Regions from separate parts of the Mus musculus genome. Here regions 1, 2, 3, 4, 6 and 7 are each linked to region 5. The links are chromatin loops, found by intact Hi-C in ENCODE. Cell type or tissue: heart. All regions are shown on one strand.

Region 1 (4,000 bases), 230 kb before region 5:
AATACGTATCAGGCTAGTAGAAAAAAGTTGAAACAAAGCCCTCTCTTCTCATCTTACAAAACCATGCAGATGAGAGAAGGAATGTCTGACTTGTTCCAATTAGGCTTCTTGGAATTAACAAAATTTCTTTTCTGGCAAAGATGAATTTGGCTCATCATAGAAAGTTCTTTGAAGGCTGCTGCTAAATTCGTTTCCCTTTGAAAAAGCAAGTTTCAAGGCATGATAGTGCAGAGGTAAGTTTCTGACGTACAGACTATTTATAGACTAATTGTGCTCAGTCTCTGATCTGATTTATCTTAAGAACAGACTACACTGAGGGGTCACTCTGCCTAAATTCACTAGTACATCCATGAATCGCACCAGAATTAGGACAATTTGATTATCGTAATGATTTTGTTGTGAACCTGTGCACTGTACCCAGAGGTGAGGACCAGCGGACAGAGGATTCTGGGAGTTCTGTGCACAGGATGCTCCACTCAGGAGCCGCGGCATCTGAGAAAGCAGGTCTCCCCACAGATTAAGTCCTCAACAACACTCAATAAGCCATTAAGAAAAGTAGTGCCAAGTGGAGAGTGTCATTTGTTTACTTAAATCTGGGAGGTCTGAGTGTTCCTGGGGTCCTCGTCAGGATGTGTCGAGGGCCGTGAATTCTTTGAATGTGAGTATTCGCTATGAGGGGACTCTGCAGGATCAATCAAATTTTCATAATCACTGTCATCTGACTCCTCCCCACTGTCTCCAGCTGCACTCTGGGAAGGAAGAAGATCTGCTCCACTTCCAGTGAACTTCAGTCCGCCACTGGTGGAAGCATAGCTGGAAGAGCCCACAGCCTGAGGACGGGGCATGAAGACACTCCTTTCCATGCGAGAATGGCTCAGAGTACTTTCTTGATTGTTTGGGTGGAAATCAGAGTAAGGGGGCGGAGGATCAGAGGGCTCCGTTTCTGCCAGAGTACTTCTCCCTTCAGCTGAAAACCCAGAATAGGACATCCGAGGGCTGAACGCTGGCTCCAGACTTTCGGATGGCATCTGTCTGCTTAACAGGGCCTGCTGCAATCCTGCACAGAAACAGGAAGAATGTCTTAACAAGTTCTGTACCTTCATAGCTTTTTAGCTCCACTTGTTAAATGGTCAACTGGAATGATCTGGAAAGGAGCAGCAATGCTGTGAACTCATCACTGCTAATATTTTACAAATGTTTTCTCTACATTAATTTCTTTGCATCTCAAGTATCAGACTAACCAGTTACACAGTGAGGCCGTTGTCTCAAAAAACAAAAACCGCAAAAAAGAAGCCAGAGTTGAAAGTCCAGGCACTCTGATTAGAAGTACAGCCCCACAATGCACCACACAGGCTTGAACCTCCAGGTCCTGCTCTTCTGCCCAGCAGCTGACACTAAAAATCCTTCTGAATACCTTTACAAGTCACACGAACAGGGACTGCTCCTTACAGTATCCTAGCAGATGCCATACTGCTTTCTTTTTAATGTGTATTTGTGTCTGTGCCTACCATTTGCATAAAAGTGCTCAATGAGGCCAGAAGAGGGCACTGTGTCCTCTGGAACTAGATTTACATATAGTTGTGAGTTTCCCTACACGGGTGCTGGAAAGCAAACTTAGTCCTCTGCAGGAACAGCAAGCTCTACCTCTCCAGCCCCCAAGAATTTGGTTGCTAGAAACAGATGATATTGTCAATACACACAAAAACCTGGCCAGATTTCTTAGATCTGTTCTGACTTCTACCTGCTTCAGCTTTTCTCTGTGGTCCTCTTGGTTCAGTTTTAGAAACTAGAGGAATAGCATAAAACCAGCATTTCTCACTAGGAAATGCTTAAAGACAAGGGAATGGATGCCCTCTCTCCTTCATGTAAACCTGGTGGTTTCTCAGTGTAGGATTCTTGACAATATGGCTCAGTGTAAGCTTGCCTAACATGGGTCATCTTCAGCTACAGAGAAAGTTCTAGGATATACAAGACCCTTCCTTACAATTATGGGGATTAAGGCAGGTTTTCAAAAATGGTCTCATGTCATTTAATGGATAATTTGATAAAGTAATGAACAGTTTAGCGGGGTAATGTGACCTGTAATTCTAGCTACCCTGAGCTAGATAGACATGGTGGCATATGCCTTTCATTCCAGCAGAGGCAGGTGGATCTCTGTGAGTTTGAGGCCACCCTGATCTACAGAGTAGAGTTCCAGGAAAGCCAGGGCTACACAGAGAGCCCATGTCTCTAAAAACAAACAGAAATTCTATGTACTTTGGAGGCTGAGGCAGGAGAATCACAAGTTTGAGGCCTGCCTGGCAACTTATGAACATACAAAGCAGGACGAGTGAGATGGCACAGCAGACTGAGGACCCGACTGACAACCTTGTTCAATCCCTGGAGCCTACACAGTGGAAGAAGAAAACCAACTCCTGCAAACTAACCTCACACTGGTGCTCATAATAAATACATACGTACATACATACATACATACACACACACACACACACATACATACAAACAGATAAATGAATGAACAAAAACGAAACAAAAACAAAACAAAAAGTCAAGCTGGGCACGGTAAGCATGTGATTTGAATTCCACCCCCTGCCCCCCAGCAGTGGAGTCACGTGGATCTCATGGAAAATGCAATCCTGATCAGGCACGGCAGCACACACCTGAAATCCTAGGACTTAGGAGACTTTGAGGGTCAGATCTCAAGTTAGAGGCCAGCCTGGGCTACAGAGTAAGTTCCAAGCTCAGCAAGGGTACAAAATGAGACAACGTATAGGATAAATATAAAGTAAAGAGGCGATACAATAGACTAATGCAAGAAGGGGTGGAGTGCAGGTTAGTGGTGGAGCACGTGCTTAGCCTGGGAACCCTGTGCTCAGGCACAGTCCCCCCACAGTGAACCCTGTGCTCAGGCACAGTCCCCCCACAGTGAACCCTGTGCTCAGGCACAGTCCCCCCACAGTGAACCCTGTGCTCAGGCACAGTCTCCCCACAGTGAACCCTGTGCTCAGGCACAGTCCCCCCACAGTGAACCCTGTGCTCAGGCACAGTCCCCCCACAGTGAACCCTGTGCTCAGGCACAGTCCCCCCACAGTGAACCCTGTGCTCAGGCACAGTCTCCCCACAGTGAACCCTGTGCTCAGGCACAGTCCCCCCACAGTGAACAGAGCCAGTCTCTCATACTGAATGGGAGACCGCGCTCCAGGTGCTTACTTCTTTCTTGTTCCTTTTCATTTTTCTTCTGAGTGATTTGTCTTCTCAATTTGTTCACTTCTGCCTGACAAGATTCAACAACTCGCTCACTCTTTTCTACATCTGCACATACTGCCTGAGGGGGAAAAACACAAGAAAGAAGATTAGCTTCAAACCCAGGCAGGAGGTAATCTACAGATTCAGCTTCATTACAATGGAAAAATGGGACTGGAGAGATGGCTCAGCACTTAAATTAAGAGCATTAGCTGCTTTTTTCAGAGAACCCAGGTACAATTTCCAGCAGGCTCACAAGCACCTCTAACTCCAGTTCCAAGAGATCCACACCTTCTGGCCTCCAAGGTTACCAAACACTGAAGTCATCAAAGTTAAATGCAGAGAGATAAGGTAGAGCAATCTTGAGTGCTCACGAAAGCAGAGCTGTGTTCCCCCACTTCCCTTTATGAGACAAGACTGCCTGTGTAGTCCAGGCTGGCCTCCAACTGGAGATCTGTCTCCAAAGCCTCTTAAGTGCCAGGATTATAGTGTATGCTGCCATACCTGATCAGGATTGCTTTTCTTCTGTATGTTCATATGCAACATTTATGTGGGCATACAGGTACATATGCATGTGGAGGCCAGAAGTCAACCTTGAGTGTCTAGTCTCAAGAATCGCTCACAATTTAAAAATGTTAAAAACTGTCTGTGTGTCGGGGTGCGCACACAGATGAGAGAAAAGCATCAGGGTGTCCCCCTCTGTCACTCCCTTCTTTTCTCCTTTGAGAAACATGGCATTCATGAGGTTTTGGGCTAG
Region 2 (4,000 bases), 240 kb before region 5:
ACACAGGAAAAGAGCCAGAAGTGGAGGCCCTGCATCAGCTCCCAGGCTGCATGATCACCAGCCCCACATTGTGCCCTTCCCCAGCCTTGAGCAGGCTAAATAGACCCTAAATGTTTGCTACAGTTGAACCTTAACCACCTAGGTGGAGTCTTCAGCCTTGCAGCACCTGCAATTTCCTACAGGAGTAGATTGCCTGCTGACTTTGCTTTGCAACATAATCCAACTGAAACAAAGCAGAAATAATCCAGTTGAAACAAAGGATGGGTCTGTGGGTTCTCCCTATATAAATACAGTGCTCAATATTAAACTTTGAGCATTGATCAGAAACTTTTGCCTTGGCTTCATCCTTCTCTCCCCTTTCCTTTTTCATTTCCAGTCCCCCTCTGTGGTATACCCAGCTTGTCCATAGCTGCTGGACGACTACACCAAATTCTGTTTTAAGCATTACAGGCAGGTACAGCTGATCTCTGAGGGCTGGCTTGTAAAGACCAAGAGCCTTTGCACCAAGAATCCAGGAGGCAGGGCCTTCAAAGAGTACTTATAGAGGGGCAGGGCCCCTGGACAGACAGGAGATCATCATGAGTTCCAGACCTGCCCGATGTTCATAGCAGACCCTGTCTCAAAAGAAGAAGGAAGAAGAAGAAGAAAGAAGGAAGGAGGAGGAGGAGAGAAAAAGACATTTTAAAAAGATTTATTTATTCATTTTATTTTGTGTCTATATGTGTTTGCACCTACTCATTTTATTTCATCTGTATATTTGTGTACCTGAAGGTACATATGTTCACTGTGTGAGCCAAAGAGCGTCAGGTCCCCTGGAACTGGAGTCACACACGGTTGTAAACCTCAAACGTGGGTGCTGGGAACATACCTCAGGTTCTCTGAAAAAGCAACAAGAGCTGGTAACCACTGAGCCATCCATCCCCCAGAGAAGAAAACTTACAGAACTACTCTGTAGATGAAATAAGACTCTCTTGCTCAGCAAGGTGGCGCACGCCTTTAATCCTAGCACTCAGGAGGCAGAGGCAGGTGGATCTCTGTGAGCTGGAGGCCAGCCTGGTCTCCGACATAGTCAGTTCCAGGAGAGCCAGGGCTACACAGAGAAACCCTCTCTTGAAAAAACAAAAATAAAAGCAAAAACAGAACAAAGGAGCATAAGAAGACTTTACTTCTAAAATGAACTTTGGGTTTTGGGGAACTGGTTTATTTTTGAGAATACTGTACTGTACTGTGTACTGTACTAGAGCTTGCTGTATAGACCAGGCTGCGAACTTCCCACAAAATCATAAAGATCTCTTGCCTCTGTCTCCACAGTGCTGGGATTAAAGGCACGTGTCACCACAGTCCGTTTTAATTTTGAATTTTTATTTATTTCATGAATTTTATTTAATTCATGAATTTTGAAGCAAATGCATGATAACTTTGGTAATATTGGAGACTTACATGTTTTAATTCTCATACAATTTCATATGTATAAAATGTTCTTCAATCATTTTTCCCCATTTCCTTCTCTCATCCCCCGCCCCACTGAAACCTTCTTCCCAGCAAATCCCTCTCCTACTCAAACTGTTTTGCTTCTGTTCCCACTGCACTTAATGGGGGCTGCCTGCAGGAGTATGGCTGTGGGGTTATTTACTGGAGCAAGGCCAACTTACCATTGGCAGTGGTCTGCATGCCTTTAATCTCAGCACTTGGGAGGCAGAGGCAGAGGCAGGAGGATTTCTGAGTTCGAGGCCAGCCTGATCTACAGAGTGAGTTCCAGGACAGCCAGGGATACACAGAGAAACCCTGTCTCAAAAACACCCGGAAAAAAAAAAAAGACTTACATAAGAGTACTCTTATGTGAGTACTCTGTCACTGTCTTCAGATACACCAGAAGAGGGCATCTGATTGATTCCAGTACAGATGGTTGTGAGTCATCATCTGGTTGCTGGGAATTGAACTCACGACCTCTGGAAAAGCAGTCAGTGCTCTTAACTGCTGAGCCATCTCTCTAGCTCTTTGGGTTTTATTTTTTAGGACAGAGTTTTACTATGTTGGTCTTGAACTCACTATGCAATGAGATGAGACCGACCTTGAGCTCACAAAGACCTTCCTGTCTCTGCCTCCCTAGTCCATAGAACACCACACCCAACACCTACCTTATTTTTGTTGTTCCAGATAAGGTTTCTTGTATAGCTTGGGCTCTCCTGGAACTCTCTCTGTAGACCAGGCTGGCCTTGAACCCAGAGATCTGCCTGCCTCTACCTTCCAAATGCTGAAATTAAAGGCATACACCATCACCACCCAGCTCAATTTATTTATTTGTTTGTTTTGATTGTGTGTCTCTAAATGTAGATTTGTGTATGTGGATGCAGTGCCCTTAGAGGCCAGTAGATGGCAGTGTACCCCTGGATTTGGTGTTTCAGGAGTTTGTGGGTCACCTGCTGTAGAGCTGGGAATCAAACTCCCATCTTTGAGATGTATACGGTCTTAACTGCTGAGCTATTATTTCTCAAGCCCTTGTTTATATTTTTTAAACATGATCTTGCCATGTATCCCAGACTGACCTTGAACACAGTGTTTCTCCTGCCGCAGCTTCTTGGGATTACAAATGTGAGCCACTATGTACAGAAAAAACTAGTTTGGCTTTCACCTTCCATGGCATCACACAGTTTTCTGGCCTGAATGAAGACATCTCCCACCTCTTAGGATCTGTTTTTTTGTATGGCTATGGGTGTTTTGCCTGCATGTGAGTGCAGTGGATATGTGCAGTGCCTTGGGATGCCAGAATCAGGAGTCTGATCCCCTGAGACTGAATTCATAGATGATTGTGGGCTACCAGGTAGGTGGTGGGAATCGAACCCGGATCCTCTGAAAGTGCAGCCAGTGAGTGCTCTCAACTGCTGAGCCATCCCTCCAGCCCTCTTCTTCCATCTCTTGTCCCTTTCGCCCCATGGACTTCACTACTATCTCTCACAGGAACCTAGACCTGCTTTCCAGTGCAGCACTTTAAAAGCTAAATTGGCAAAAAAAAAAAAAAAAAAAAAAAAAAAAGATAGATTCTGCCTGGCGTGGTGGCGCACACCTTTAATCTCAGCACTCGGGAGGCAGAGGCAGGTGGATTTCTGAGTTCGAGGCCAGCCTGGTCTACAGAGTGAGTTCCAGGACAGCCAGGGCTATACGGAGAAACCCTGTCTCGAAAAACAAACAAAACAAAACAAAACAAACAAACAAAAAAGAAAGGTTCTGTATGTGTGCACATAAAAAGTTCTTCCTCTTTTGCTTTGTAATTAATGTGTGTGCTGGTGCTTATGGTTCCAGAAGAGGGCGACAGAGCCCCTGGAGCTAGAGTCACCTTAGGAGCTCCTCAGCGTGGCTGCTGGGAACCAAACGGTGACGGTTGGGCTATCGCTTCAGCCATTTGTTCCGTTTTGTATTTCTTAATATCCTACAAAACTCACAGTAAAGAAAAAGTGGCCTTGGCGCTGAGCATTTCTGTATGGCCAGGTCTTGGAGCACACCTCTTAGGGAAGGGTCCTCATGCGTAGTCACATTTAACCAATTCACTGCAGATTCCATGAGGAATAAGAAAAGTACATGGGGGGCTGAGTGTGCCTAATATCATATGAACATTGAGCATATTAGTAATGGACCCTTTTAGAGTGTTGGCTCTCCTTGTTCCTGAAAGTCACTGGGGTATAAAGCTGCAATTATTTTTAAAGGTGGGAATCTCACTGTGTAGCTGTCCTAAAACTCACTGGCTGTTCTAGAACTCTCTATGTAGACTGAGCTGGCCTCAAACTGACAGAGATCCTCCTGCCTCTGCCTCTGTGCCGCCATGCCCCGCCTTCCCTGGTATTTTAAAGCTGGTTCTCTCCACCTTCCTGAAGTAGCAACATGAAGCTGTTTCTCCACTGGGACACATGGGCTCCACACATGTTGGTACTGGACGGACTCCCACTTCCACGATGGACTGATTGCATCTTAGAAAGACTGAAAAAGAAAATCAGTCATGATGTGA
Region 3 (4,000 bases), 200 kb before region 5:
AACAACTGCCCAGTGTCCCCTTTCAAAAGCTCACATCAAAGCAAAAGGAAGAGATGGGGGCAGAGAAGGGAGCTTGTTCTAGAAGTGTGTTCTCTGGTCCTGAGTGTTGCATGGTCAGAAAAGGGAAAGCTCTGCCCTATGACCACGGAATGTCAAATGGGAAGTGCTTAAGGATTCTGGGAAGCATGGTTCCAGAGGAGCTACCAGTGGGCACTGTGCACAGAGAAAACAACAAAACAAATCAAAACAGAACCGACGCTGGCAACCTCAAGTTCTACAAGTCTGCCTGTGGCCTCACACAAGTGGTGCTCAGTGGGAGGGGCTGTGTCCCTCCTATAGTTCTGCTTCTCTCTGGTGCTAGGCAGCTTACCCAGTGGAACCTCTCTCCCAGCCAAGAATCCCGTTTCCCTGGGTGATCAGAGGTGGTGCCCCACAGTCCTCAGCACTAAGCAGCCAGAATAATCCTTCCTGGAGCCAGAGAAGAAACTTGGTATAAACCATGTTGGGTCCCCCCACCTCCCCCAGGGCTCCATACCGACAACTGTTTATAGCTTTCATCACACACAGCAAAAACATCTTAACTGTTGGCAAGACATGAGGCTGAAGATGGGCTTATCTTTCATGGATGCTTCTTAATTAAAACCTAAAACTTTTAAAGACCCAGTCTGTCACACTCAGGCTTTCTTTCTGTAGCATCTAGAGTCTAGAAAAGATCAAAACAGCTACTTGCCCAGGGCAGCACTAATTGGCTGTGGTATCCGGTGGTTTTAGTGCTCTGTAATAAGGTTACTTACGCTCTTTCTTGAGTTCTTTAATCACTATGTACATGGATTTCCATCTGCCCTTTACTTTATTCTTTACTGCCAGAAGATCTTGGAACACCATGTATAGGAGCAGACGAACTGCTCAAACTGGGAGGGCAACATGTGTTGCCGTTTGCCTCAAGGGACTTGTTACTGGGCTTCTGTCTTCGAAGTCAACAGAAACGTAGTCCTGGAAACAAGTTCTTGTTGGAAGGCAGCTTGCTAGGGGCCTCTGAGATCCTTGCCTTAGACATTGAACCATGTTTATCTGAGTATTTCATGGCTAGTACAGACAAGATCTGACACCTAAGATCTTTTGCATTGTATTGCAGAACTACTGGCTGTAGTCAGACCATTAGGCATAAGATATCTCAGGTTCAATCAGACTTGAAGAACAAGTATCTTTTTATTTTGAGCAAACTAGAGTGAACAAACTAAAGCATGTAGAGGTTGAGATTTGGACAGGCTCAGATGACTAGCTGGGGACAGAGCAAGAACCTCTGAGGCCCCCTAGTATTTGTACTCATTTTATCATAATTCCATGGCTGGTGGTGGTACCCTGGGTGGCCCAAAGGCATTCAATTCCTTGGCCATTAGCTCTTAAAAGGTCAGCCGGTTTTATCAGTTCATTTTTCATAATTCTAGCCACAAATGAAATTAGTCTTTTGGTCGGGAAGGCAGCAATGCAATGAGGCCGGCCGCCCTATCCACTTTCCAGATAGGTCTTGAAAGAGTGAGATGACAAGCATTTGGGCTGAAGGCTGTGCGTTTCAGACGGTTTTTGTGGTTTCCGGCAGCTTGTTTTCCAAAGTGCAGTATTTTGAACGATGACTTACAGACAGCAGTCCCCAGATTTGGTCACTTTGAGAGCTAGAGAGTAAGGGGTAAATGTAATGTTGGCTGGAAGGCTATCTTGGCTTCTCTAGCCAGCATTGCACACTTAGCGGCCTCTAAGCAGCCTCGGTTCTTTGCTGTGCTTGGCCTCCCAAGGTCTGGTCTGGAGCATTAGAGAGACAGCCTCCTATTGCCTAGAGAGGCCAGGTCCGCGCCTCCCCTCTGCCCAAATCGCGTCTCTATGGCGGCTTCGAGCGCAGAGCGACATGAACGCGGATGCTGAGGGCCACAGCGGTGCTGTGGTCCCCGCGCAATCTCCAGAGGGCAGTTCCGCGGCGGATGACTTCGTCCCGTCCGCGCTGGGGACACGAGAGCAGTGAGTGTGGCGGGGAGGGTGAGCGGGCGTCTGAGGCCCGGAAGGAGATGGCGCCCTCTCCTGAATGGGGCCTGAGGGAGGAGGGCGGAGGCGACCTGTGGTGGCTTAAGGGGCGAGATCGCAAGCACTCCCCAAGCACTTCAAGGGATGCAAGCCCACCCGAGGCCCTTGGGGAGTCCGTGTAGGGGTCTGGAATCTGGCTGAGGGAAAGGGGGGAGAGAGTTGGGCAACATTATACAAAGGCCCGAGAGAGGTCCCCACAGAGCTGTGAGATCCCGGAGCAGGAGGTAGTCGAAATGGAAGATGCTCTAAACTGGGAGCTAGGGAGATAGATGGTAGGGGTTCTGGGGAAAGAAAGATGAATCTCAGAAATTAATGGATAAGCATATAGAGGAGTGCGGGGAGGGGGTTTAGGCATTAAGATGAGAGGGAATTTTAGAGGAGGGAGCAGGGATTTTAGAGATGAAATAGGAAGAGAAAGCGGATGATAATGGGAAGGGTTGCAGTTTTGAGGATTAAGAAAAGATTTAATGGGCGAACTAGAATACAGGGAGAGGCAGAGACTGTTGTAGCACTTAATTTTAAGTTCATTTTATCTTGGCTGCGTTCACTGTGAGCAAACAGTTGACCTACTGATTAGAAAATCCTGGATCTGCATATAGAAGACCAACTTTGGAGTAACAAACTCAGTTTGTGCAGTTCACTTTTGGACTTGCGACTGAGACTTAGAGATCCTTGGACAATTGCCCCTTTTTATTTAAGATAAAATGTGTATAGGAGTGTTCATCCGATGGGTATAAGTACTTGTACGATTCATCCTGCTTATCCATAATTTTTATTCTTTTAACCCAAGGAATTTTTTTAAATGCACTATATGCATTTATTGATAACACTAATAATGTTTAAGGCTGTTGTAAGGAGCCATGAACTTCAATGGAAATATTTGTTTAATTCACAAAAGACAGTTTAATTTGAGATTCTTGCTTCACATTTCATTGTTTATATAGTTGGGATGCTGTTTATGAGAGAGAACTGAGAACATTCCAAGAATATGGGGATACAGGAGAAATCTGGTAAGTTAAGCTGAGGAATTGTTTGTGTGGGTGTGAGAGCATGAACATGTGGACTTAAAACAACAAAGCAGCCTTGAGCTCTTCAGAAGCTCGGGGCTGAATCTGGCTTCTGTGACAGCTTTAAAATCAATTTCTCTCTCTCTCTCTCCTTGTTCTCATTTTTTATTTTTTATTTTTTTTTTTTTTGAGACAAGGTTTTTCTGATAGCCTGGGCTGTCCTGGAACTCACTTGCAGACCAGGCTAGTCCCATACTCAGAGATCCACCTGCCTCTGGCTTTACTGACAGCTTTTAAATGCGTCTTTTCTGTTTTAATGGCCCAGACTTACATTGCTCATAGCGCTAGAAAGTTGCTTTCGTTCCATAGTTGTCATTTTCTTTTTTTTTTAGAAAGTAAGAACCAGCATTTGCTGATGTCCAAAAAGGCAGAGTTATTAGGGCACCATGTTTAAGGATTAATGTTGCTGTAGATAGAATATGTGTGTTTATAGATATAGTATACTTCTATGTTACCTGTGGGTATATACATAAATATGTATAATATCCACATATCCTGGGTGTTCCATTTTTAGAGGTGCAGCATCCTAAGTAACGATAAAGATAAAGTGCTACTGTCATTTTTCAGGACCGGCGTTAAGTGAGCGCTATGGTATAAACAGCTTAACGTGTAGTTGTAACTTTTGCTGTCTCTCTGCTCTTTGTATTCTGTTCTAACAGGTTTGGGGAAGAGAGTATGAACCGACTAATACGGTGGATGCAGAAACACAAGATCCCATTGGATGCCTCAGTGCTTGATATTGGAACTGGAAATGGTGTTTTCCTGGTTGAACTTGTTGGTACTTTTAGTATTCATATGTTTGAGCCAATTTCTTTTTATGTTTTTTTGTTTGTTTGTTTTTTGTTTTAAGATGTATT
Region 4 (4,000 bases), 80 kb before region 5:
TTACCCTTTTCTTAAGTGGGTGCCTCACAAACTCAGGGACTTGACTGCTTAGTGCTACCCCCATGCTCAGAGCTGGTCACCTCTGCATAACACAGAGGACTGAGATCTTGCACCACCAGGCAGCATCAGGGTTGGAAGGAGCAATTCTTCAGCTCTAGAGTTACCTTTCCATCCCAGCCATTAATTCCAGAGTGCCCCCTGTTCATACACTGTCCCTGGTACCCACCAGAAAGGCCACAGTGTGACAAGTCAGAAGCAAGTTGCCTGTCAGTAACTGCAAGGAATTTGGCTCTGCCTCCATGCTGGAGTGAGTGCAACTGCTCTGTTCCGTCATCGGCCTCCCTTTTGCTGCTTTAGCTGGTTGACACAGAAACTGGCCTCGGTGTCTGGTACAGCTGAGCCATACGGAGTCCAGTGCCCATTGCTTCCCAGTGTCCTGCACTCTACACTGAAGAACTTCACTTTCACAGCCATTGGTAAAGGCAAGAGAGTCCAGCAAGCAGAAATCTACTCATTCATTATGCTTTCCTGTCAGATAAGCCTCATCTCTTCAAGGGCTGGGCAAAGGGGGTGTGCTTGATGCATGGTTGCCCTGAGAAATAGTCTGCAAATAGACTGTCTACAAAAGCAGTAGTTTCCCTCCTGGCATGGCTCGCTTGAGCATCCCAAGGAAGCAGTGAGCGGGAGCCCAGTGGGCCAAGGCTGGGACGTGAACCTCATCCCTCTAGCCAGGTATGCACTTGACACCCTTGTTTGTTTGTTTGTTTTTGTTTTTAGATGAGATCCCATGACCTGTCCTGTAGCTCAAGGTGGCCTTGAATTCACTATGTAGCCAAGGCTGGCCTTGAGCCTCTGGTCCTCCTGATTCTGTGGGCATGTGTAACTGTGCATGACTGTTTTGTTTTTTCCTTTCCTCAAAGTGAGGACAATAATAACTTGCCTCATGGGGTTGGTATGAAGACCACAGGAGCCCAAGGGTCAACTACCACATCTGCTCGTTGGACAGGAGTGGCTGTTGTCACCATTTTCATCACAGTTCCATGATGCTTCATTGCCTTCCTCTGCATAGAGAGTCCCTGGAGCCTCTGAAGGCTCAGGCCTGGGCAGAACTCAGGATGGCAAATGCCCACCTTCTCAGGTGCCCTAGTGACCTGGGCTGTCCACTCACTAAGGCTTCTTCATCTTTGGCCTCCTCCAACTGATTAAAAAGTCCTTCCTGTAGGAAAAGACCTGTCTTCTTAGCACTTACCCTGAGAGTAAAGCAGAGCCCACAGTATGGTGAAATCAACCAATACTTAAATTATACTACTAAGAATAAAATATTATGGTTCCATTAGGGAGAAAAGTTATCTGGTAGACAATTATGTCTTCTGTGCCTGCCGCCCATTCATCTTGCTATAACTTTAACTGCTGATGCTATAAATATCTTAGGAGGTTACTGGAGATCTGAGGGCATGGAGAAAGGAGCTAGCCTGGGACTGAGAGAGCAAGGGCTCCTGCCTAACTCTGCCATTCTTTAGCTGCAGGATTCTGAACATATTATTAATCTAGGCCTCAGTTTTCCTATTTACAAAATGGGAATGAGAGTACTTGCCTTCTAGAGGAGTGCATGGCATAGCTCCAGAGACCTACATGCATTTGATAGGCATCAGCTAAAGGAATGAAAGCCATACTTCCCACTGTATCCCAAAGACCAGAGACGGCATCACTCCGAGTTCTAAGGAGATCATGCTCAGCTCACACATAACTGCCAACTAACACATGGGTATTGTTCATGGCAGGCAGGCATCCTGCAGTTGCATGAAGGCCAACTGTGGACTATACCCTGGGGGAAAGTCTGCCGGCTGAAGCAGTTGCTAACTGTTATGGTGTCAGGTGGGTCAGAACGGCGCTCATGCCTGGCCGCGAGCCTCACGGGAATCTCTCCACCCATCCCCATCTTGCTTATTCACATGGGGCGGAGCGGGACCAAGCAGGCACAAGCACAGCCTCCCGTGAGACTGTAGGAAAGTGTTGCTTTTCTTAGGATAGATATGAGGTAGGAAGAAAGTGCAGGAGGGCCCAACTGGAGCCCATCAGCCTCCAGGCTCAAAGAGGTAGGCGTGTCATTTGTCAGTGTATACCTGAGGCCCAGAGAGGTGAGGCTCTTTTCTCAAGATCTCTGTGAGCTAGATGGTGCCTGGGCAGCAACCAGGCCTGCCTTCTTCCTGGCGCTCTCCCAGCTGGTTCTCTGCCACTCTGCAAATCGAGAACACACTCTCATACTCATCTCTCCCCCTGGTTCCATCCTGTCTCCTCTGCCTGAGTGACTTGTCACGGCTTTCCCCTGGCTTCCAGTGACTAGGCACATTCCTCAGGCCCGGGCGGTGCTTTCTCTTCCCAGGCCGGCAACTTCCCACACTTGCTAATCCCACCCAGGCTGTAAGTGGCTGAGGAGCCCTAGCACACAGAGCAAGTGAGCTGGGCCTAGTTCTCGATTGAGTCTTAGGGCCTTTGACACGGTCCCAAACCTCTCTGAACCTGAGTGCCAGTCAACAAAGCAAAGCAGAGATCTCTCAGGCTTGTGGCCACTGCGAGAGTGCAGCCTCAGGCTCTCCTAGTGTCCTTTCAGCAGACCCCTCCTTCCCAGTTCTCCCTATAGTCCTACCAGGATGACTGAGCAGAGGCCATTGTTTCTGTCAATAAGGGAGACCAGCTCTGAGGGAAAGGAGATGGCTGTATGGCAGATCCAGGCCAAGACACAGCAGGTCGAATCTGACTTTCCCTACCTCCGCCCCCCACCCCCCACCCCCCGCCTTTGTCCTCCATGGAAGTCCCAGGCTCATGGGTGCTGGGGACTTGAGTGTGGAGACAGCTACTGCCCATCTGCCTTTATCCATCTTAGAGGCTTGCCTTTGGCTATGCCCCTGCTGTGTTCCCCTGTTCAAGAGTTTCAGACAGATGTTCCTAGAGCTTCTGAGACCGTGTCTTTGTTTCCTCAGCAAGCTGAGGTGTCCCAGTGCGACTCGAAAGGGGGCTCTTAGGTGGAGGGGGTGTGCCATTTTGTCCTGCAGAGGCAAACAGGTTTTCAGCATCCCGGGGAGACCTGAGACTAGAGAACTGTGGGGTGGGGGTGGGGGTGGGGGTGGCCAGGCCTCAGCCTGCTGCTGCCATAGGGCGTGTTCCAAGGGCATTTCCTGTCGATGCTTTCCTCACCCGCACCCACTTCCTCTCCCCTTTTTGTCTCTCCTCTGGGCCCCCTGCTGGCTGCTAGCTGGGCGTGCTGTCTTGATGTTCTAGGCTGGCTCTAGGATTGGCCCTATGTGGTGCTGCCAGCAAAGCTCCTACTGAGTGTCTCTCTAGTGACACCTGGTGATGTTATCTGCTTATTTTAGGCAGCTCTCTCTTTCTCATCCTTCTAGGTAGATGCTGGGATGACCTTAAGATGAACAGGACCCCTGTGGTGACCTTGGCCTTCTCTGCTACTTCCTTCCTCACTATGGTACTGGGGATAGATTCTTCCCTCAGAGCCTCAGCACCACATTCACATTGTGACTTCGTTTCTCTTGGTTGTTAGGAGGACCAAATTGTACCCTGTGGAAGTAGGTCTGCCACCCACACAGAGCCTCTCAGCAGAGAGTCCTGTCCTTCCTTCATCCTGGCCTGGCCATTAAGTGTGGAGCTTCCAGTTGTGCTGGTCAACATCCTTTGCCCTGACTAATTCCTAAAGCAGTGACGTAGTCCTGATCTGGGCCCCCAGTGTCAGGTGCTGGGTCAGCCAAAATGGGCTCTGTGCTTGGTGATGGCCCTCTGTCATTCATGACCCCAGGGCTGATTCCAAGGGTGCCTGAGCACTGGGATCTTGTGAATGGAGCCTCACTTTAGACCCAGAGAGAATGGCATTTGGGTGTCTAACCTCAAGTAATCCAGCCAATCATGCCACAGCCACAGGCTTAACATTCAGAGAGAGAAGGCAGAGATGGGAAGGAGCAGCAGAGAGCAGCTTTGACGTCCATGCTGG
Region 5 (4,000 bases):
CATTCCAGGGGCCAGCCCGAAGCCTTGGCTTGCCCATCTCCTGTCCGCAGTCCACTGGGCTTGCAGGGTGCTTCCTCAGTCAGGGCTGCAGGAGCCGAGATACCAGCTGGGGCACACACACACACCCTAGGCTCCTCCATCTGGCTGCAGCAGCCCTGTCTGCGTCCCCCTCGAAGTTTATTTTAAACTATTTCACGTGGAAAAAACTCAGCTTCCTCTTCAGTAGTAGGTTCCAAGAAGGCTAACCCCTTCCTCTCCAGTCTGTTCCACCCCACCCCTGAAAAAAACTAATAAGGACAGCAAAAATGCTACACACTACCGGAAACACGACTGCCCATGAGCATCTGTATCCTCGGGCCGAGACTCCTGGTACACTCCAGAATAAACGTACCCAGCTGTGAGGTAGCAGAGGCTCACAGAAAGATGTGCTTAAGACGGAGGCCAGAGCAGCCTGCTGTTCACAGACTCCCCAAGCTGAGCCTCCCTCTTTAACAGGTCAGAGGTCAGGGCTCACCAATCTCGCTCTGATTCTAAGGCAGGATAACCACCTTCCCAGGTCACAGGAGCTGCTTAGGGCACAGCATGGGGAGGGGCTGGTGGGTTTTACCATGGCCCCCAGGTTCTGAGGGAGCTGGGCAGAACTGGAACTTGGCATTCACAGCCTGGAAAAACCTGAAACGGCCCGTCTTGGTTCTGTAATCTGAACCCTTTGGGGCTGCCATGCAGTGGCACACAGAGTCCAAGCCCACTGCCAACAACAAGCCCATCTCTTCAGTGACATCAGACGCCTCGAGCGTGGGGACCCACTGCAGCCCCACAGCGCCCTGCAGGCTGATGGTACCCCAGCTGCCCGACACTTCTGTCAAGCACTGCCCCATTCCTGTCTAGGCTCTCTGTATAATTTAGACACAGGAGACTGAAAAGCAAAAGCAAAAAACAACAACAAACAAAAAACCAAACAGATAAAATGAAAAGAGATAGAAGTCAGGAAATCTCACTGCCTTCCTAAAGCCTTTACCAGCAGGCCAACCCAAGCAAGTCTGCCCATGAGGACGGACGGACACTTAGGGAGAGGCTGGAATGGGGGCAGCTGGGATGCTTCTATAGCTCTGTCTGATGACCACAGCTCATGCTCCCCAATGAAGGCCAGTGGGGAGTGATGGAGTAGTGGGTGGGGAGAGACAGTGGGGGTCGGAGGAGTAAGGGGAAAGGTAAGGAAGGATGCAGCCAGGTGGCGTGGAGAGTGCTTCACACCTTGCACAAACGCACGTGGGCGCAGAGATAAGCATGCCGTCTAAGTACACACTGAGCATTGTGGCACACAGGTACATTTTTCTTCCTCTAGTAACTGGTGTGTGTGGAAGGCAAGTGCTTTGCTCACCAAGCCATTTCCCTATTTCCTGGAGCAACGCATGTCTGGAGTATAGACAGGCCTGGGGTGGGAGCTAGTGTTGCCACATGGTGTGGAAAGTCACCATGCCTCTCTATTCCCCACCCAGAGCCAGTGGCGCCCCCTGCTGGTGGAAAGATACTGAGATTCTATGATAAAGGAAGCCCATAAAGAATCTAGGCAAAGCCCAGGATGGGGGTGGGGACACACGGAGACAGGGGTGGAAGAGCACAGCATGACAAAGGGCTCAAAGAAAGAATGAGAAGGGGACATCAGGGGACTTAGTGGGCAAGGACTGTGGTGTCACAGGGACCCCAGGCCCAGAATGCACACAGTTCTCTGGGTTCTCCCCCTGTGAAGGTCCCAGCTGGAGAAGAACACAAAAAAGCCTCCATGGGTCACAGAAGCTGCTGTGGTTCCTTAGACCCCAGCCTGCCCTGAGTCTAGCAAGGTGGCCAGACCACAGAGTGACAAAGACGCACGGCAACAGGGGAGCAGGCAGGGTGAGCATACATGGGAGCGAGCTGGCATGGATGTGAATATGTGAGTGTAAGGGGCGGAGGGACAGGGAGGCTGGCTGTGAGTGCTTTTAAGGGTGCACTGGGGCCTGATGTGCTTGCTGCGTGTGATCTGTGTGTTCAAGTCCTGAACTCCGGAAGGGCTGACTCTCCCAGAACCTGGTGACAAGGCGCCCTCTTGTGGCCAGAGCAGGAGGCGGTACATGTAAGAAGAAAAGGAAAGATTGTTTTGCGTCTGAATGAGGCCCAGGTGGATGTTGGGGCTCAGGAAGGATGGGACTGAAAGGACAATGAAGGGAGGGGAGGGGAGAGTAGATTAGAGAAGGCCAATGTATCTTGGATGCTGAACTCCACCAGGTGCCCTCGGTGTCTTCTCTGAGCTCCACCCTCCCCAATACTCCCCAAGTACCCTGTCCAGACAAGAAGCAAGGGGAGTGGGCTTCAACTGGCTGCACGGATACAGAAAAGAGCTCGGCCTTTTGGCTGACATGTGGAGCCTGGGTATGAGCAAGGGGTGAAATAAGGTTGCCTCTCCCTCCACCGTGCACCAGAGAGTGCTGTAAAGACAGTGTGTGTGACAGCCCCATCCTTACCTGTCACGGGCACAGAGACAGATTTCACAGCCACCACCCCCTGCTTCCTGGAGCAGCCCTGTCTGAAGTGTGCAGTGCTTTCTGGATGTGCTTGGGGGCCGTAAGGAGGCTCGGGACAAGATAAAAGCATGGGAATATGGCAGCTGCCACTAAGTTCGCTTCCTGGGCCATCCAGGCTGTGTTGGGGCAGGCAGAGTTGTGTCTCCAGTCATTCCCACGAGGGCTGTTCTGGTTGGGCATGCGCGGGCAGGTGTTAGTTCTGGTGAGATGGCTTCCCTTTTTAAGGAGTCCCAAACTCACAAATCACGGACAAGCCAAGTGCACCCTGAAAGATCATTTGCTTTTACAACAGTGTCCTGGCACAGGAGTCCCCTGAAGGCATGGTGTGCAGTGAAAGTCACTTATTGCTGACAGTTGGTTCCTCTCCTTTCTACTCGGCACAGCCACCACCTGTGCTCTGTGATCTTGACCACTGACCACTGCTTTAGCAATGACAATCTAGGACTTAAAGGTGACGATCATAGAGCAGGTGGAGCAGGCGGCATGAGTGCAGGACAGCCCCACACTGATGGCCCTGCTCCATTTGGACCTCAGTTTCTGCATCTGCAGCCGGGAGGTGGCACAATGGTAGTGGGAGCTCTAGGATCCTCCGAGAGGTTGCTCCATTTCCCCTTTATCAACAGGAAATAGGACTAGCCTCCAGTACCGGAGGTCCTAGGGGCCAGAGTACAGAGAAAGAGTCTGATACTGCCAGGCCAGAGGCTAGCCCAGTACTGGTCAGCCTAACACTGGAGTCTGATGCAGCCAAGCCAGAGGCTAGCCCAGTACTGGTCAGCCTAACGCCGGAGTCTGATGCAGCCAGGCCAGAGGCTAGCCCAGTACTGGTCAGCCTAACGCTGGAGTCTGATGCAGCCAGGCCAGAGGCTAGCCCAGTACTGGTCAGCCTAACGCTGGAGTCTGATGCAGCCAGGCCAGAGGCTAGCCCAGTACTGGTCAGCCTAATGCTGACACCTTGGGCCTTTTACTCAAGTTTCCGGCACTCAGTCCTCCTCTGCTCTTCTGAGTGAGACAGTCACCAGCCACTGGGATTCACTCTGGGTAGGGAGTTCACACCACTCCAGGCAGCTGGGTCTATTTTGGGAGAGCTCTGATAGACCTTCCTGGATACAGTTTCCTTGAGAATTCTGTGAGGGCCCTTCCAGAGCTCCACATGAGCACAGCAGGAGCTTAAGGCTATACAGGGTTCCTGTTTGCCTCTGAGAAAAGCGTGGCCTAGAAACCAGACCCTGCCTGCGTCATCCACAGGCACCATGAGGAGACCTCCCTGGTGTAAGGGTGAGACCAAATGACCCACTTCAGGATCTGCTCTGGGTCAGAGGCCCCCACAGCCAGGCCTTTTTTGTAAAGCTACCTCACTGATAGCTGGTCCTCTGACCTGATAGATAAATATGGAAGGGACAAGATGAGAGAAAGGGACCTGGGCCTGTCTGAATTCAGAG
Region 6 (4,000 bases), 350 kb before region 5:
ATGCCCAGGCATGCTGCAGAATCCCAGGCCTTGAACAGGAAGCTTGCCGGGTTCTGGCAGCTTGTTACCAGCAACCCCATCCCCCACCTCCCCACCCCCAACCCTAGCTCCCTTAAGATTCCTCTCTGGCCAAGTCTCCTGAGATTTCATCTGCAGCTGAGCCAGGGTGTCCTGGCCGCATGTGGAAGAGGCTAAGGCAACACAGGTTCATATGTGAGGGCCTGTAATGGGATCTCTGAGCAAGGCTGCAGGAGGAGATGGGTGTTCCTCCCCTGGAGATGTCTGCTGATTGTGAAGTAGGCTCATGTTTCTTCCAAAAGGCAGATGAGGGGTCTCCAGGGACCTGGGTGCTACTCTGGGAAGTGGAAATTTATCTCTCGGGGCCTCACTCATAGAGGAACTAATATATTCTCACGCCTAGAGATCACTGGACCCACAAGCCCAATGCCCAAGGACCACCCAGGTGAGGCAGGCCACCAGGTAAATAGGACATGCAACCCATCTTAACAAAAGCAGCAGCTGAGCTTGCGCCCTTGGCTCGGCACTTGGACATGCCATTTGTGGTCAGTTTCTGGTACTGTTCCTTGGGGACCATTGCAGGTGCGTGCTGACTGGCTTCTTGTGACAAGGAACTCACTAGGAGACATTTCATTCCGGAGCACCCATTAGATTCTGGCGAGTGGCAGGTGATAGAACCTCAGTATCAGAATCACCTAGACAAGGCAGTCATGGAAAGGGAAAGTATCTGTCATTTTCCTCTGGGTGAGCATCCCGGACAAGCTGCAGAGATATCTGACTCGAGTTCTGTGCGTGGCAAGTTCTGTGTGTGAGTTAAGTAAACAGATGCTGGTCTTTCTGGGGCGACAGGGTAGTCTAAGTTCCGTTTCGTGTTACTGAACTGAAACACAGTGTTTCCCACCATTGTAAGACTCTACTTTCGCTCTGGAAGGCATCATCCCCAAACATGCAGGCTGGATTCGTGGCAGTCGCACAGGAAGCCTGCAGGGCCCACGACCATGGCTCAGGTATTTGGAGCTGCAGGCGGCTGGGCACCTGGTGGGTGATCGGAAAGGCCTGGTTACAAGTTCCTCAGGGTTTTTGCAGTAGCTGTAAGCTAGTCGCACCATCTTTGCCTGTTCCTGCGGCCCACCATAGACCAGACCACCTTGCCCGTGCCCTTCCTGGGTCTACTTGTTAGATTTTGCTTCCTAGTAGGCCATTCTAGAAATAATGGTGACCTCTCAGCCAGTGGTTCTTCATGGTAGGCATTTTATAGTACACTCAGAATCTGTCACAGCTTAGCCCTCAGGTTTGAGGGGATTATGGACTCCTAAGTGGGCCACACTGCCCTGCTGTGCACCTATTTGGTAGCTTATGCTTGGGCTGGTGGTCATTGCTTCCTTCTCCTGGGGTATCCCCAGGTGGCCCCCGCTTCATTCCAGCCTCATTTTGTTTCTGTGGTCGATAAACATTGAACTTCAGGCTCCTTTCCTCATTACAAGAGAGGTCAAGGTCACTAGCATTCAGCAGGGAGATTTCAGCAGGCCTTCAACCATCAAAATACAAGGTGCGTTAGGCAAAGTAACTTGCATAGGGCATTCTTGTGGCTGTCCCTCTTATGGGATGCTGGGGCTTCTGATGACAGTGGTGTTTTCTAATCTTTGAAATGGTGTGACATAAAGTGGTGACTCTTAGCAAGACATCCTGTCTGTCCCTGCCTCCTGCAAATGCCACAGTTGTTTTTACTGCTCCCAGAACACTTTTGCTGTTGTGTATAGGCAGGATGGAAGCCGTTCTACAATATGCTTGAATGTGTTGGCACAACAACATAGTCATGTGTTGGGTGCTTTAAGGTTGAGCTACATGTCAGTACCTAGCCCCTGACCTGACCTGAGTCCCAATGTTGGGTCTGTATTGTGAAATAATACCATATATATATATATGAGAAAGGGGGGAGGAGGGAGAGAGAGGGGGAGGGAGGGGAGGGTGACAGCAGCTGTAATGAATGGGAAGCAGGGTGCACAGGCTCACATTTTATAACAGCCACTGGAGATAACTCAGAAATTCTTACTCCCTCCAAGAACACCTCCCGGCTATACTAAGGACCAAGAACCAAAGTCTCGATATGGCCAACTTCACAAGGACTATGCCAAACGGGAGGAAAGCATTCCAGTTCTTGACTTGCAAAGGCAGCTAGGTTCTTATTTCTTTTCTATGTCTGGGTGTTTTTGCCTGCATGTGGGTAGGTGCAGGCAGTACCAGTGGAGGCCACAAGAGGATGCCACAGCTCCTAGAACCGAAGTTCCAGATGGTTGTCAACCACCATCTGTGGGGGCAGGGAAGGAAGCCAGAACATGTGCTCTTAGCTGCTGAGCCCCACCCCTCCATCCCCGGACATTAGGTTCTTAATCTGCAAGCAACAGAAACTGATTCAGACCACATTTTAGACATGGGTCCTTTTCCTTCTTCAACTTTACACATGTATTATTCAAGAAAATGGTAAGTGCTCCTCAGAATACAGGGCAGGCTTGTGGGCCAGGATCACCACATTCCCTTCCTGCTAATACTTCCGGAAGCATGACAGCCATGGGATCCCAAGCCAGGAAATGGCCTTCCTTAAGCACCAAGGGTCGTCTGTGTGTTGTGTTACTGTAACTGCAGGTTAGCCATAATATCCCATTAGTTTAAAGGAGTTGATGGCACATCTGCTTGTAGCTCTGTCTGTGTGTTGGGTGAGAGCATGTGTTTCTGGATATGCAGCGTCATACAGGAGTACAGTGCCTTTTTTTTTTTCCCTCCTGTCTATATGACAGGGAGACTAGGTAGCCAGAAAGCAGCCAGCATCTCTCCGGAAGTCACTTGGGATCTACAAGGCCTTGGAACCTTGAACCTGGCTTCACTGAGGTGGCCAGCACAAATGTGAACATCTTGGCTTAGTGTTGGCTTTGGTTTTCTCTGAGTTAACATTACTGAGATAGCTTCAACTCTGAGCACCCAGGGACCGGCAGCAGCCTGGCTGCAAACTGCAGCACCATGGTACCATGCAGATGAACAAGGCCCCCGTATTGTATAGAGGCAATCCTGGAGCCAGCTAGTAATTGACACCAGGGGGACTAGCTGAGCTCTCTGCCTCACATATAATGCTGGGTAGGCCGTTGGCAGCAGGGCACTGACCAAGTTCCTGTAACAAGCCTAATTGTTGCTGGACAGAGCAAGTCTTTGGGGAATGTAGAGGGACACATTACCATTTTGGATAGTCATTGAACACCTTGTCTGGTCAGGTGTCTCCCCAGTGGGGAAGGCTGAGAAGGGCAGAAGGGCGGCAGCATTGCCGGGTCTTTGCCAGTCTTAGAATTTAGACATGTGGGACGGCCTTGAGCAGTGTCTTGTACCTGGGAGCCTAAACTCCATTTTGGAAGGAATCCTCATTAAGCACCGTGCCTTTGGCTTCCTTCCCCCAAATTCCCCTAGGTATTGAAGAAATGAGCCATGGCTCCAAGCCAGTGGTCAACCTAATCCCCACCTCTGAGGGCCACGTGCGTATCATGCTAATGTAGTTTACAGTGGGATGTACCTAATATATTAAAAATGGTTCAGTTTGTCAGAATTGTTGAAAGAGATGGGAAATCTGCTGGTAGCTGTCTGTGTTTGGGCCTCTGCCTTTGATTTTGTGTTCCCTGATATGCAGATGACGTGTTCCCAGTTCTCCTCACACCTGGTGCCAGGTGGCTCCTGTCACCTACCCTGCCACCCCTGTTTAGCACCCTTTCCCAGCCGATAGGTCTCTACACACACACACCCCACCCCACCCCCTTTAGTTTGCCCTGCTATTAGCAGATTGGCCGCTGGGATTCATACCTCTAGCCTTAACAAGATGTACCACGGACCCACCTCAGCCTAGGGAAAGAACAAAGAATGGGATTCACCAAAGAAAAAGGAGACCAAGTCAGGAAGGGAAACGATCACTAGGCAACCTGGAGTCTGTTACCCGGGTAACAGA
Region 7 (4,000 bases), 150 kb before region 5:
CCGCGGAGACGGCTGCGTCCCGAGCAGCCTCCTCCTTTGAGGCTCAACTTGAGCCCTGGCTTGTGGCAGCAGCGAAGGCGCTGAGCCCCGAAGTTCCGCATCGTTTGCAGACAACTCTTTTGTTCACGGAAGTTTACACCCGCCACCCCTGGGATGCGGGCGCGCAGGGACGACTCCAAGGCTACACGACTGACCCGCGCGGTGTCGATGGGGGTGAGAGGGCGCTCTGCCTAGGGAGGGGGAAGCAGGCGGCGTGGCCGAGGCCAGGGCTTGAGGAGTGGGGGGTCGCCTGTGCCGGCGTGGTTTTTGCACATGGCGAAGAGGGCCGTCCGTCACAGGATACTAGCCTAGTCACATTTTTTTTTTTTTCTTTCTGCCAATCCTTGGTTTGCTAGCCGGTGGGAGTCAGGTTGCCAGCTAGGGGTTTCACTTGGTGGAACCGGGACCAAAGAGACTTGGAAACCCAGAATCCGAAGAGGGTGATTTGAGTTGACCCAAGTGTTTTCTCGACCCCCCCTCCCGCCCCCACATACACAAGCTCCTCTTCTACCCTCAGACTAGGGGAACAGTGCTTGCGGGTGAGTGGGACAAGGGCCTGGAATTGCGTGGGCAGGCTTGTTCTGGACCCTCGCCTTTGGACGCCCCCTGATGCTCCTGACCGCCGGGTTCGTTAACACGTACTGTACTTAGTACCATGGCGAACAAAGAAAAGCTCTTTGCAGCATTTGGTGAATGGGATTCTGCCTCCTATAGGCCACACTCTTGAGTTTTCCATACGGTAAAATTGGGACTCTGGTGTTGGGAAAGTGGCCCCCGTCGTGGGTTGCATTCAGGTCCTGGCCCCATTTGTGCTGCCGCTGCCGCCTCTGCCGCCTCGGTACTTGTCTCGCAGGAGTTGGTACAGATGGAGCTAGGCTGGTGGTGGTTCAACAGGAACAAATGTTTGTTGAATTATTGGACGGTGGAGAAAGGGACTGTTTTCTGTTGACTGCTTCAAGAGTTGGAATGACATTGTTTGTTGGCCCAGGAAGCCAGGCAAAATGTCTTGGGCTCCTTCAGCATATTAGCAGACCTCCAAATGACATGCTAGCATATGTGTTCCCAGCAGTCCCCACGCCTGGAAGGGGGGAAGCCCTCCTTGCTGAATCCTGGACTCCCGTTTTGAACGATATGACTTGATTTGAGGCTCTGGGGAAAGAATGGAGTCTGCGCACCCGTGCAACTCACGATCTTGACTGGGCCACCAAGTTTTGGTTTCATTTTAATTTTTCCACTTAGCAGGGACTTATCTCAGTTACAGTTCTGACAGTGAGTTGAAGGTCTGTAGATTCCCCTTCCCCCTTTGCTGTGCGCTAGATTAGCAGAAAACTTGTTCCAGGTGATAGGCCCCCTTTAGTGAAAGAAGGGTTGAGTATTAAGGTTAGTAACTGTAGTTGTAGACTCAGGGGGTGTGCGGATCCAGTTTCTGGACCCTGTGGTAGTCAAGAAATCTAAGAGGCTTGGGGAATGCCTGCGGTTTTCTTCCAAGTGTCCACATCGGGAACAAGATGCTCTTGAGACCAGTTCAGAATAGCTCTGGTCAAGGACTTGCGCCTACCCACCCCCTACCCCTCCCCCCCCCCCCCCCCCCCCGCACACACCACAAGAGTGTGATGTGCGTTCATTTTAACATCAAAGCAAGCATTCTGGAAAGGCTGGCTGCAGACCTTGGACTCTAAGGTTGTTGAAGGCAGGATAAGTTCACTGTTTTGGTTGATAATGATTCTAATCAGCTTCTCTCCCTTTGTTTCCAGTGTAGTAGGTATGTTATGGAAAGAGTTTTAGATAGATACTTCAAGGTCTTCATAGAGGAGTCACTCAACTGACATTTTACAGGAAGCCCTTCCTGGGTGCTCACCTGCTCCCCCACCCCCTTTCCTTCTCTCTCTCCTAACCGTCCCCTCTCTCCCACCCTCTCTTCCTCTGTCCCTCCCTCCTCACCTTTCTTTTGCTCCTTGTTAGTTGGTACCCCCTAGCATCCCCATCCTGTAGTTCCATAGTAGCTGGTTTGTTTTAAGTGAGTTCCTTGAGCTGGTGCTTGACCCATGATGGGAGCTCAGCCAAAGCTAGCTCTCCTCCTCCTCCAGGAGAGAGCTGTGTCTAAATGCTGTCAGCAGGGGGCACTGTGGAGCAATCTGGTGCCTGCAGAGCTCTTTAAAATGCACACCCTTCCCAGCCACTCCTCTTCAGCTGGCACTGAGGGTTGAGGGCTGGGTCCTCTGTCCCAGCTGAAGTGTCATTCAGGCATGAGACTTTCTAGGGTTAAATCATGCACAGTCTGGAAAACTTGTTTGTACCCATAAGAGGGGAAAAAAAAAACCCACTGAAGTAAACACTCAGGTCAGCACAACCGCCACCACTGTGCACACCTCTCTGATGTGTAATAAAAGAAACCTGCAGGCATAATTTGTTATGTAATATGCTGATAGTACAAGTTTTGGTTTTAGATGGGAACCAGATGTGGACAGACCCTGTTTAATTGCTCTTGAGATGAGGGGAGGGGGTGTTAATAGATTAAGTAGTTCTGCGAACCCCAAAGGTGGTTTGTTTTTTGCTTTGACTTAGGGGATAGCCCCAATCTCAGGGCTCTCTCTCCAGGTTACTGCCTCTCTGTCGGGACTGCTGCAGCTGTCCTTTTTGTCAGACTCCTCCTCTCTCAAAAGAGCCAGTTTGTTGCCAACGCGAAGCACATGGCTGGGTCTAGCTGGGCTCAGCGCTGCTTAGCTCTGCTGGGCTCTGTTCCTCCTCTTCTCTCTCCGTCCAGCTGCTGCCCTGCCCTCCACTGTGTGAGACAGAATGGCCCAGGGACTTGGGTCCTGCCAGAAGTGCTGAGTGCTCTCCTTCATAAACATTGTCCTGGAGGAGTGTGTTCACACTTGTTCAGTGAATACCTTTTCCCAAAACTTGTGCACTTAGTCTTCTCTGATTAATTTCTGTTTGTTTCCTGCCCAACTTTATGAAGATTTTTTTTTCTCTATACACTCGAATCACCTTTATTATTCTCCAGGGTTGGGGACTGCTTAGTAATAGCTGACCCCATTAACAGCAGCTTCATTGCTTGCTGGGATTGTGAACTTTGGAAACAAACCCAGAGGCTTAGATATGCTGATGTGCCCTGAGACTTGCTTAGAAAATTTTTGTTTTAGTACAGTTTACATTAACATGATTAATGGCCATGCCACTGAAAAGTCTATATTCAAAAGCAGCTCCCGTTCCCTAGGTTCTTCATATGGTGAAGTAAGGTTCCTTGCCAAACAACATTGTTTTAGGGTAACTGGGTTGGCTTAACGCAGACCTCTAGTGCGCGTGGTTTGGCCTGAAGGCTTGGCCTTTGCACGTTTGGAGTTATGGTTTTGATGGTGTCTGTCTTAATCGTAAGGAACCCAGGTCAGAGGGAACCTCTGTGAAAATGCTCTGAGGATCTGAGCAGAAACCAATGCTTTTTGAATAAAGTGGGAGAGATTTGGCTGCAGGATGTTTTGGAGGGGTGCTGGGAGGCTGGAGCCAAGGACAAGGTTGTCCCCTACCCCTAAGTGAATGGAGACACTTGAGCTTTTCTGAAAAAGAAAAAAAAAAATAGAGATGTCCTTGGTCGTCCTCCCCCCACCTCCCCCTCCGTCGTTGTTAAATGCCAATTGATTGAGAGGGAAAGCGCTGCTGGGTGGGTCTGCGGGCAGCCTCGGGAACCAAGAAAATAAAAACACTTTCGAAGGACTCGGCAAGAGTTTGCATTTCAAAGGGTCTACCTTGTAGACTTTCACATCACGTCAGGGGTTACAGAGAAGTGTGACAGGCACCCCCACTCTTTTAACCGGTCTCTCTCTCCTGCTGTGGGGGCTGGAGGGGAAGCTGCCTTTTGCTTGGGGGATGGGAACAGTGTGGCCAGATCTTGCTAGGACTTCATAGAAAGGAGAGCAAACCTCAGAGTCATCCTTGAATCTCTAGGGGGGGGGGGGGGGGG

The links. A loop is a pair of places that touch in the nucleus more often than their neighbours do. Peaks named below come from ENCODE experiments on the same cell type or tissue, not always from the same donor. Only the 100,000 strongest peaks of a DNase experiment are listed, where the experiment ranks them.
Region 1: a loop joins it to region 5, with 5 times the contacts of the local background. A loop is called at or near these places in 34 of 42 quality-filtered maps.
Region 2: it touches region 5 in a loop (6-fold over the local background); 33 of 42 quality-filtered maps call a loop at or near these places.
Region 3: a loop joins it to region 5, with 6 times the contacts of the local background. A loop is called at or near these places in 11 of 42 quality-filtered maps.
Region 4: it touches region 5 in a loop (6-fold over the local background); 11 of 42 quality-filtered maps call a loop at or near these places.
Region 6: a loop joins it to region 5, with 5 times the contacts of the local background. A loop is called at or near these places in 29 of 42 quality-filtered maps.
Region 7: it touches region 5 in a loop (9-fold over the local background); 29 of 42 quality-filtered maps call a loop at or near these places.

What each region holds. Positions count from the first base shown.
Region 1 is chr7:132,880,092-132,884,091 of GRCm38, reverse strand. It overlaps Abraxas2 (BRISC complex subunit), which reads right to left. Exons shown (of 9, transcript NM_198017.3): 8 at 3,211-3,325; 9 at 1-1,057. The coding sequence ends at 588. The region is part of intron 1 of 1500002F19Rik (a long non-coding RNA gene); the gene reads left to right. Among named protein-coding and RNA genes, the nearest start is that of Gm46003, 15 kb to the left of the region's middle. In heart, a CTCF peak has its summit at 1,528 (motif pointing right); no DNase peak of the experiment used is centred here.
Region 2 is chr7:132,896,810-132,900,809 of GRCm38, reverse strand. All of the region lies in intron 1 of 1500002F19Rik (a long non-coding RNA gene), which reads left to right. It overlaps Gm46003 (a long non-coding RNA gene), which reads right to left and starts at 3,932. Exons shown (of 2, transcript XR_001778301.2): 1 at 3,860-3,932; 2 at 1-2,254. In heart, CTCF peaks have their summits at 2,369 (motif pointing right) and 3,291 (motif pointing right); no DNase peak of the experiment used is centred here; H3K27ac peaks cover 525 bases.
Region 3 is chr7:132,850,512-132,854,511 of GRCm38, reverse strand. Eef1akmt2 (EEF1A lysine methyltransferase 2) reads left to right here and starts at 1,865. Exons shown (of 6, transcript NM_028095.1): 1 at 1,865-2,013; 2 at 3,021-3,086; 3 at 3,803-3,917. The coding sequence starts at 1,904. In heart, a CTCF peak has its summit at 2,077 (motif pointing left); a DNase peak (open chromatin) is centred at 1,951; H3K4me3 peaks cover 1,601 bases; H3K27ac peaks cover 1,496 bases.
Region 4 is chr7:132,734,595-132,738,594 of GRCm38, reverse strand. The region is part of intron 4 of Fam53b (family with sequence similarity 53, member B); the gene reads left to right. Among named protein-coding and RNA genes, the nearest start is that of Fam53b, 77 kb to the left of the region's middle. In heart, a CTCF peak has its summit at 3,259 (motif pointing left); DNase peaks (open chromatin) are centred at 1,894, 2,334 and 3,214; H3K27ac peaks cover 2,883 bases.
Region 5 is chr7:132,654,303-132,658,302 of GRCm38, reverse strand. The region is part of intron 6 of Lhpp (phospholysine phosphohistidine inorganic pyrophosphate phosphatase); the gene reads right to left. Among named protein-coding and RNA genes, the nearest start is that of Lhpp, 46 kb to the right of the region's middle. In heart, CTCF peaks have their summits at 1,506 (motif pointing left) and 2,106 (motif pointing left); DNase peaks (open chromatin) are centred at 62, 762, 1,522 and 2,042; H3K4me3 peaks cover 300 bases; H3K27ac peaks cover 2,592 bases.
Region 6 is chr7:133,001,951-133,005,950 of GRCm38, reverse strand. The region is part of intron 1 of Ctbp2 (C-terminal binding protein 2); the gene reads left to right. 4932437C15Rik (a long non-coding RNA gene) reads right to left here. Exons shown (of 2, transcript XR_378552.2): 2 at 390-1,053. Among named protein-coding and RNA genes, the nearest start is that of 4932437C15Rik, 2.6 kb to the right of the region's middle. In heart, a CTCF peak has its summit at 2,269 (motif pointing right); DNase peaks (open chromatin) are centred at 2,280 and 3,480.
Region 7 is chr7:132,809,279-132,813,278 of GRCm38, reverse strand. The region is part of intron 1 of Fam53b (family with sequence similarity 53, member B); the gene reads left to right. Among named protein-coding and RNA genes, the nearest start is that of Fam53b, 2.6 kb to the left of the region's middle. In heart, a CTCF peak has its summit at 2,153 (motif pointing right); DNase peaks (open chromatin) are centred at 148, 868, 2,158, 2,748 and 4 weaker places; H3K4me3 peaks cover 2,151 bases; H3K27ac peaks cover 2,871 bases.